2 separate regions of the Homo sapiens genome follow, and region 1 is linked to region 2. The links are chromatin contacts, found by POLR2A ChIA-PET in ENCODE. All regions are on one chromosome and are shown on one strand. Each heading gives the region's core, a stretch centred on a gene start or an enhancer-like site at or near the end of the contact. The rest is flanking DNA. Distances are from core to core; before and after follow the strand shown.

Region 1 (6,265 bases), core at 6-2,505, 280 kb before region 2:
TCCTCAATTGTTTACAAGCATTATTTCATTTAATGAACAACTTTAGGTCATTTGAATGACTTGAGCAGCAAAGGAGCCTCTGATGATTTATTCTAAAGATCCAAAGTTTCTTGTCCTTATCTTCCAGTATACATGGAGGTTCCCTGCACAGTAAATGGCAAAAAGCTATTTCTACCTCCTTTTAGGGCAGCTTCAGAGGAAGTTTACTTGAATCACACCTTCCATGATTGAGATTAGGTAAAGGATGAAGTTACTGATAATGAGGTTAGGTCTTTCACTGTGGCCTGAGTACCACATAACCCATTCTGGTATCTTCTTCCATCTGAATAGCTGATGTCTACAAAATCAATTAAACTGGCTATATTTTGGCCAAAACAAAGAGGAATATGGTTACAGAGTTGGATCAACCTTGTCAACAACTGCTTTTTTCTGTTATTTAAATACAATCTAAGTTGCTAAACACTAGAATTAATAATAAGGAAAAGTTGGGCTCTCTTTAAGGATTTTTTTTTAATGTTATGTCTTTTCTGAAGATGTTTTCAGTGGGTCTTTGTCAAGAAGATAGGGACAAGGAAGAAAGAACCAAGGTCTCTTCTGGTCAAGGAATGTGATGATTCTATCATATTCAGATGCAATTTCTTTTTGGTGCCTAGCATATCTTCTTCAAACTTAAAATGAGGAGTATTGTTGATGATTTGCCACAGGTTAAAGTAGAGAATGTATCACCCTTTCATATAATAGGTCTTTTTTTTTTTTTTTTTTTTTTTTTTTTTTTGAAACAGAGTCTCTGTTGCCCAGGCTGGAGTGCAATGGCACAATAATAGCTCACTGCAGCCTGGAACTCTTGAGTGCAAATGATCCTCTTGCCTCAGCCTCCCAAGTAGCTGGGAATACAGGCACCTGGCTAATTGTTTTTTTTTTCTTATAGAAACAGGGGTGTCTCTATGTCACCCAGGCTGGCCTCCAGCGATCCTCTCACCTGGGCCTCCTAAAGTGCTGGGATTATAGGTGAGCCACTACACCTGGCCAGAATTCTACCTTAGAACACTTTTACAAGTGTTCTAAAGACAAGCTGATCAAGAAACCTTAATTGGGGGAGAAAAAACAAAACAGCAAACCACACCAAGTGTGTTTGCAAACCAGCATTTCCTAGAGCCATGTGGCTGCATTTTGGTCAAAATGCTGCATTTGCAAAAATGACTGACACAAGATACAGCCTAAATCCAACCATTTCACCCTTTTCTTGCACAATGACCTTGGCTCTGAGCCAAAGTCCCAAAAAGCAAGAAGAAGTTACCATTCCAGGCAGCTAAATATAGTAAGAGAAATGGAATACTCATTTTTTTCAAGGCAAGCAGGCCATTGTAAGAAGCAAAACAAGAATTTGGGTTTGCTGGATGATTTAAATAACTATAAGGAAGACTTTTGTAGCCTAATTACTTCACAAGAGCTAACAGCCAATGGAGAGTAATATGCAAGCCTCTGTATTGCTTGTTGTAATACACAAGTCCAAACCGTAGAGAACCAATGTCACGTAATTTAAAAATAAAACATGTAAACAAGTTGGCAGGTTTGCTGAGCCTGACTTCTTGCCCAAGCTCTTCACAGTAGAGTGAGGAAAAGTCATGATTTAAAGTCAAACAGCTAGCGTTCAACACCCAGCTCACTTCACCTCTCTCAACTTTTCTCCATATCTTTATCAGTAAAATGGGAATGATAATTCTATCTACCTCATAAGATCACTGAAAGTATTAAATATTTCACTACATAAATGTTTGCTGGCATTAGAAAGACTCGCAGCACAGCTCTCTTCTAAGTGTATCTTATTTTCAGCCTATATCAGGAGAAGGAGATATGGCAGTAATGGAATCAAATGTCCCTTGGACCAGAAAGGAAAAAAAAAAAAAGGTCACCCTACTGTAAAAGATTTGCAGTCCTTTGTGCCCTAGAATCTTCTTAAATTTCATCAGTCTCCTAGTGAGTATTACTGGCTCCCTTAGTCATATATATGAGTTAAACAATTTCTAATGCCACTCTCTCAATGCCAAATCTTTGGAAATTCACTGGGCATAAGGGGTGGATCAACATGACTACATTATTAGTCAGAGAACAAACATTCTAGGTAAGTAATTTGGTTTTCTCCCAAAGATTAAATACGTTTCCACCTGTGGAGACTAATGGGCTCCAGGGATCTTTTTCTGTGTATTTAACAACAAGATAACTAAGTGGCAAAGTCAATAATCAGACAGTAGGTGCAAGTAACCAACTAACTTCCTTACAAATAGTTTTTCCTTGAGGGAAATAAGGCATGCCTTTAAGACAAGGGCTCTGTAATCTGAAACATGAGGACAGGAAGATTGCCAACCAGGAATAGGTTCTAGTAGAGCAATCAGCTCAAACTCTAATCTTTGCAGGGAATGGAGTTCAGGACACAAACTTCTTTGAGCTTGGTCAGCCAGGCAAAAAGCCTAGGACTTTGAATAGTTTCTTCTCTCAATCTACCAAATCTAAACAATTACCCTAGTGATTTTCCCTTTGAAATATATTCATAGTTTCTTCTTCTTTTCTATCTGTACTTATCTCTCTCATTTTACCATCTCCTGCCTAGATACCCATGGGCCTCATAAGTAGTTTTCCAGACCCTTCAAACCCATACTGCCAAACACTGTCCAAGTGACAGTATCAAACAGGCCTCTGTTAAGATACGCTGTAGCTCAAAATGCAAGGTGCAGCTCCCTGTGGTCTCTAAGTCTGACCTCTTTTATCACACTTCTAAGGTCCTGCATAATCTTACAGCACCCTACCAGCTGGGCTTATTTTCCAGTCAGACTGGCTTCCTCGCCAGGCACCCATGAACACGCAAGACATGCTCCACCCTGCCCATTGTCCCTTCACTACTTAACAGCTGCTGCTGGCTCTTAGTGGAATGCCCTGCTTCTCCAAATGCACACAAAGCCATACTCATTCTTCAGGACCTAGATTTAACCTTTTCTTCCTCCTGCACTGCTCAATAAACATTTTCTCTGTACCATGTACTGTATCACTTAACAAAACAGCTGTATATTGTTCACCTGTTTCATATATGCCCTAGACTTGTCTCCATAACTAAATAAAGAATTGGGTCACCGAATGCTGATCCTCATGCCAAATATGATCCCAAACACATCTAGTTTGGTCCCTCATTTTTTTTATTTTAATTTGAGAAATGTAACACAACCCCCAGCACTGCCTATAGAATTTTCTCAATGATATCAATCTTCACACATCAATCTTTAAATTTTTTAAATTAAGAATAACAATATCTGAATATGTGTCAATAAAACCTCTAAATCTTGACTGTAGGAGAAAAGGCATTGGGTGAATTGGAAAAATCGCCGAACAATGATTAAGGAGATCTGGATTCTAGGCCCCACTCTGCCGCTAAATAGCTCTGTGATCCTAGTTAAGCTACACGGTGTCTCTCCAAAATGAAGGGGTTGGACTGGGTGACACTATGGTCTCTTTCAGCTCTTTCTATGATTCTAAAGCTGCCAATGTGGCATTAGAGCCTGGTTTGATCATGTCTGAAAAGTAGAATTTAAGAGGTTTTTCTTCCGGAAATAGAAAAGCTTCAGGGTCTTCCCTTTATAATCACAATATTAGTTAGGAAAGTTGGCCTCAAATTATTCCCCTTTATGAGATAGTATGTTATAGTAATCTTCTAGGTCAAATACAAAAGAGACAATGGGTTAATTTTCACTCTTTGAAAGTTATCATGTATATTTTAAACCAACTCAGTAATGGCCCATCTTAAATTTGGGTGTCATGAAGCTACACGATGAAGCTACATGAAAACCTAAGCCTAACTCAAGTTTGGAAGGGGAAGAGTTGAGGATGTATATTGAATGCCATGTTAGAGACCCAAGAGAATTTTATACATAAATCCTGAAAGAGCAAATGTTTTTCCTGCTTTCTAGTCAAATGTATATTTTAAGCAGTAAGAAATACTAACAAAATCTGCCATAAATTCCTGAGAATTTTTTTATTTCTTTTTATTTTCCAGTGGTCTTGAGGATAAGAGCATCGCTTTGAAAGAATAAAAAACAGAAAGCAAGTTATAATAAGGTACCTGTGAAAGATAATTTATAAAGCAATACATATATGCAGGAGAGTTTTCTAAGGGAGAGGAGTAGACAAGAAGGAAATGATGTCAAAGGGGTGTCTTCAAAGGATGTCAGTCAAATGAGAATGGTAAGTGTGTCACAAAATTAGTCACAGTGTGATTCTGCTTTGGGGATTTCATTCATTCATTCATCACTCATTTATTCATCAAGTGCTTAGGTCATGTGCTGGGCACTTAGGTTATGATAAAGGGAAAGACCTTCCCTGCAAGAACTCACCATCAAATGGAGACAGCCAAGGTCTGATTTGGTACTAACCCTGACTGAGTGCTCACTGTGTGCCAGGTACTAAGCACACCAACCCCACGAGGCAGGTGCCATTGTTATTCCTGTATCACATGAAGAAATCATGGCTTTAAGAGATTCAGGGCCAGGTACGATGGCTCATGCCTGTAATCCCAGCACTTTGGGAGGCTGAGGCAGGAGGATCACGAGTCCAGGAGCTTGAGACTAGTCTTGGCAACATAATGAAACCCTGTCTCTACTAAAAATACAAAAATTAGCTGGGCGTGATGGTGCACACCTGTAGTTCCAGCTACTCGGGGGACTGAGGTGGGAGGATCACTTGAGCCTGGGAGGGCAAAGCTACAGTGAGCCCTGATCGTGCCACTGCACTCCAGCCTGGGTGACAGAGTAAGACCCTATCTCAAAAAAAAAAAAAAAAAAAGGCCAGGCATGGTGGCTCATGCCTGTAATTCCAGCACTTTGGGAGGCCAAGGTGGGTGGATCACCAGAGGTCAGAAGTTCAAGATCTGCCAGCCTAACATGGAGAAACCCCATCTCCACTAAAAATACAAAAAAATTAGCCAGGCATGGTGGCGCGTGACTGTAATCCCAGCTACTCAGGAGGCTGAGGCAGGAGAATCGCTTGAACCTGGGAGGTAGAGGTTGCAGTGAGCCAAGCTTGTGCCACTGCACTCCAGCCTGGGCGACAGAGCGAGGGTCTGTCTCAAAAAAAAAAAAAAGAGAGAGATTCAGTAACATGCCTGAGATTACCCAGCTAAAAATGAGCAAGGCTGGCTTTCAAATCCAGGCCTGTCTGTCTCCAAAGCCAGCAGCCTCCACCCCAACCCTACACTACAAACAGACGGCAATAAGTAGTAATGGAGACAGGTGCAATCTACTGTAATGTACCTTCCCCCCAGGCATCTCTCTCCTCACCAAAATGCACCTGGGAACCTGCACACAGGAACATATTCCAAAAGCTGGGAACAATGGATGGGCATCTGGTCTCTCACTAGAGCTCAGAAGAACTCAGTCCTCCTCTGTGGACTTGAGGCCATGGCCTCAAGCTTCGGCAGCATCTGAAGTTGATGTATGTGTGTACAACTACAGCAACTAGATGGAGGCCACAGGGGAACCAAAGCAAAACACTTTAGTTGCTTCCTGTTCTCTGCTGATCTCCCAAAAGAAACACACGCACACACACACACTCCATTCCACAGAAGTTCCCTCAGAAGGTACTTTATTTTAAAAATACCCTCTTCTTCTCACCAACACAGACATGATTTTTAATATATGTTTTAAAAACAAAACATAAAAAAGTCTTTTAAAAAAATTTTTCAACCTCTTCCGGAAAGTGAAGGCCCCAGGAGACCTTGGGGAAAAAGATTCTAGGTAGCTCCATGGCTGTTTAGTCCCCCTGAACTAAACAGCTGCCAGAACTAAGAGGACCCCAGAGAGGCCTAATGGTCACAGCCACTAAGAAGTGTGAAGCTAGCTTGGGGAGCTCTGGGGAGGATGCTGCCAGCTCAGTGGGAACTAATGGCCCCACCTGCTCTAACACCAGCTCAGAGACTGTTTTAAATTACAACACTGGTAGAGGTTTTGTTTATTTGCTTTGTGGTACCTTGTTCTCTCTTTTTGTTGTTTAACTTAGTAAGCCATAGAACCTTCAGTCAGCTGCAAGGGGAAGACATGCTCTCAAGAAGGACAAAGGAACAAGTTTTGGCTGCCATAAGGTACTAGAGACCCGTATCCCACCAACATAACAACCTGAAGCCTTGCAAGGGGAAGGGAATTAGCTTTCATCAAGGCTTGATTAAGGATTATGGCCTAGGCATCGTGCTAGGGACCTTACTTAACCTTCACAATAACTCTTGAGA
Region 2 (3,761 bases), core at 930-3,429:
CATGTTGGCCAGGCTGGTGTCGAACTCCTGACCTCAGGCGATCCACCTACCTCGGCCTCCCAAAGTGCTGGGATTAAACGGGTGAGCCACCACACCTGGGATTTTTATTTGGAAAAATCCCTTGGGGATTCCAATGTGCAACACAATTGGGATTATTGTTCTCAGCCCAACAGCATCTATTTTCCAGGAGGTAAAGCAAACCTCTTCATGTGTTCATTTAACAATTGCTTTTTTTTTTTTTTTGAGATGGAATTTCGCTCTTGTCGCCCAGGCTGGAGTGCAGTGGTGTGATTTTGGCTTACTGCAACCTCCACCGCCCAGGTTCAAGCAATCAAGTAGCTGGAATTACGGGCACCTGCCACCACACCTAGCTAATTTTTGTATTTTTATTAGAGATGGGGTTTCACCATGCTGGCCAACCTGGTCTCGAACTCCTGACCTCAGGTGATCCACCCACCTCAGCCTCCCAAAGTGCAGGTGTGAGCTACCACACCTGGTCAACAATTGCTTTTTCATTTCTTTGTAGAACAACAATATTTCTTGTAGTAATCTTTTAAGGTTTTTTTTTTTTTTTTTTTTTTTAAGAGACAGAGTCTTGCTCTGTCACCCAGGCTAGAGTGCAGTGGTGCAATGATAGCTGACTGCAGCCTCGAACTCCTGGGCTTAAGTGACCCTCCCACCTCAGCCTCCCGTGGCTGGGACTACAGGCATGAGCCATCATACCCAGCTAATTTTTTAAGTTTTTGTACAGATGGGGGTCTTGTTATGTTACCCAGGCTGGTCTTGAACTCCTGGCCTCAAGCTATCCTCCCACCTCAGCTTCCCAGAGTGCTGGGATTACAGATGTGATCCACCTCAACAAGCCTGTTTTTCATTTTTAGAAAAATGTTTTTCACAGATTCTTGAATTCTGAGTGCATTCCTCCTAGGGGAAGAACAAGCCTTTTAAAGCTGCATGTTTGATCCCCAACAGGGAAGTGTTTGTATTCAAAGGGTCTGAAAGCTCCCGAGGGTTTTTTTTTTTTTTTTTTTTTTTTTGAGACGGAGTCTCCCTCTGTGCCCAGGCTGGAGTGCAATGGCGCAATCTCAGCTCACTGCAAGCTCCACCTCCCGGGTTCACGCTATTCTCCTGTCTCAGCCTCTCGAGTAGCTGGGACTACAGGCGTCTGCCACCATGCCTGGCTAATTTTTTGTATGTTTAGTAGAGACGGGTTTTCACTGTGTTAGCCAGGATGGTCTCAATCTCCTGACCTCGTGATCCACCCGCCTCAGCCTCCCAAAGTGCTGGGATTACAGGCGTGAGCCACGGCGCCCGGCCTGATCCTGCAGTCTTAATTATTCTATAAAGTAGCTGTATCTAGTAGGTAATCAGCAGGACATGATTATGGAAAGTTAGTGGCTTCAATCAAGCCATGTACTTGGTAAAACCTGTTTTTGTTTTGCTATAGTCACAGCTCCTAAATTAGTGCCTTCATTTATTTCTCCTCTAATGCACTTTTCTTTACATAGATCTGAGTTTCTGAACTATATCATTTCCCTTCTCTCTGAAGAACTTCTTTGGGCATTTCTTGCAAGGTGATTCCATTGGTAACACATTCCCTCAAGTTTTGTTTACCTTAGAAAGTATTTCTCCTTCGCATTTGAATGATGATTTTACTGGATGCAACAAATATTTTTAAGCACCTACTATGTACCAGACACTTTTATGTACATTGGGGAAAAAATTCTGCCTTTTCTGCCATGAAAAAAACCCTTCTGCCTTTGTTGAACCTATATTCTAGTGGGGGAGACAAACAAATACAGTAATAAAACAGTATGTTGGGAGTTGGTAAGTGGCACGTGCTATGAGGAAAAGTAGGAAAGGTAGGGAGGAAGCATCAGGGTCCAGTTTTAAATGGAGCCATTGGGTCTCACTGAGAAGGGAACATTCGAGCAGATATCTATAGGAGCTGAGGGAGATGGGTGTACACAATTTACAGGTAGAGTGAATGCAAAGGTCCTGGGGTAGACGTTTGCCTGGCAGGTTTGTGGAATAGTAAGGAAGCCAGTATAGTTGCAGCACTGTGAGCCAGTAGGAGAGTTAGTGGAGGTGAGGTCTGAGAGCTAATAGGAGCTTGGAAGAACTGTGACTGGTACTCGGTGTGAGATGAGATGCCCCTGGTGGGTGCTGAGCAGACGAGTCACTTGATCTGACCCCATTTTGAAAGGGCCACTCTGGCAGCTGTGGGGAGAAGAGACAGTAGGGCAAAGGTGAAGGTTGAAGCTGGGAGACATTGGGAGGCTATAGTAGTTATTCAGGTGACAGATGAAGGTGGCTTATACCAGGGAGGTAGCCGAGGAGTGTTGAGAAATTGCTTTTGAGTAGTTGCATTTGTGTAACCCTAGCTAGCGTACAGGAGATGTTGCCTGGCTGAGGCTGGGGAAACCTAGTGCAGGAGAATAAGAACCACAGGATTACCAAACTCGTTTTGGGGTGGCAGTTCTTTCCTCTCCTTGACAGTAGCGGACTCTCAAGTTCCTCTAAAGAGGAGGCTGGGACGGGAAGGGACAGGAGGGGAAGCAGCACAGGGTATTTCCTCTTCTTTGCTCAACTTTATCAACAGTACTTCTTGCTTTGGTTTCACTGCCACAGCACCCCCGTGCCGTCTGTACAGCCTGCCATTCAGCTCCCGTTAGGGGTACCATTCACTGATACGATTTATGGCAGTTTTGCAGTTGTCCAGACTAGAGGATGGGTGTGAGGGTAAAGGAGCCTTTCGCTTCTTTGCCAGACACTGAGCACAAAACTCCACGCTGGGAGCAGCCTGGTCACATTTCAGGGTCATCTCAGGAGGCTGGGGGGCAGCTCCAGGGCTGTGGGTTTTCAAAGCCTCAGTTATCCTGTGAGAGCACAGGGAATAGCCATGGAAATGTGCAAGATTTGTTTTTAATTTTTAGACTTTATTTTTAATGCCTACCTTCACCCAGACCCCCTTTTTAATAAAAGTGCTGTAAGAACTTATCCACAATAATGAAGCCCCTTTTCTCACCTTTCTCACTTTTTGGACAATTTGCTCCAATTATTATGCTTTCTGAGGAAAGCCCAAAGCTTTGAAAAATAGTCTCATTGCTTTCTGCCTCCACCTCTCCCTCCCCTCCAGTGCGTTCCTGGTACTCGGGGAGAGGCCCGCTGGCTCTGATGACGCGGTGACCTCCATGGGGCTTTTTTCTTCACTGCCAGGCAGCCTTGGTGGAACACTCCTGGCCTATAAATTCAGCCACGTTGAGGGTATTTCCTCCTCCCTCGCGATTCTAAAAGCCCTCTGGAATTCTGGAATGTGTCTGCTCCTAGCAGCAGGGAGGAAGTGTGTAACTAGAGAGGAGCCTATTCAGCAGGTGTCATGACTGTGGCTTGGCGTGGGTGACGCACCCTCATCCGGGGTGAGTTAACCATCTTATGATGGACCAGCGATTAAAGGAGACTCAAACACCACTACACCCCCCTGGTTGAGGACAGAGCTCACTTGTGTTGCTTTGTTTTGCTTTCTTTGTTTTGCTCTGTCGTCCAGGTGTGAGTGCAATGGCACCATCACAGCTTACTGCAGCCTCGACCTCCCGGGCCAAAGCAATCCTTCCACTTCAGCCTCCTGAGTAGCTGGGACTACAGGCATGCACCGCCATGCCTGGCTAATTTTTGTATTTTTTGTAGAGACGGGGTCTCACGATGTTACCTAGGCTAGTCTTGAACTCCTGGGCTCAAGCGACCCTCCCACCTCAGCCTCA

Evidence for each region. ChIA-PET counts read pairs that join two places held with the same protein, here RNA polymerase II (POLR2A).
Region 1: POLR2A ChIA-PET joins it to region 2 with 18 read pairs in activated CD4-positive, alpha-beta T cell. The contact joins two enhancer-like sites. POLR2A ChIA-PET finds 5 or more read pairs at or near these places in 2 of 52 experiments (activated CD4-positive, alpha-beta T cell and activated T-cell).

The regions. Positions count from the first base shown.
Region 1 is chr5:96,090,067-96,096,331 of GRCh38, reverse strand. All of the region lies in intron 1 of LOC101929710 (a long non-coding RNA gene), which reads right to left. It also overlaps a transcript of CAST not described here. Among named protein-coding and RNA genes, the nearest start is that of MIR583, 14 kb to the right of the region's middle. RefSeq lists an enhancer at 5,707-6,208. Within about 2 kb of position 1,255, at least 5 of the 41 ENCODE cell types and tissues checked have a DNase peak (open chromatin) inside an H3K27ac peak, as active enhancers do.
Region 2 is chr5:95,817,174-95,820,934 of GRCh38, reverse strand. All of the region lies in intron 1 of GLRX (glutaredoxin), which reads left to right. Among named protein-coding and RNA genes, the nearest start is that of GLRX, 3.7 kb to the left of the region's middle. Within about 2 kb of position 2,179, at least 20 of the 41 ENCODE cell types and tissues checked have a DNase peak (open chromatin) inside an H3K27ac peak, as active enhancers do.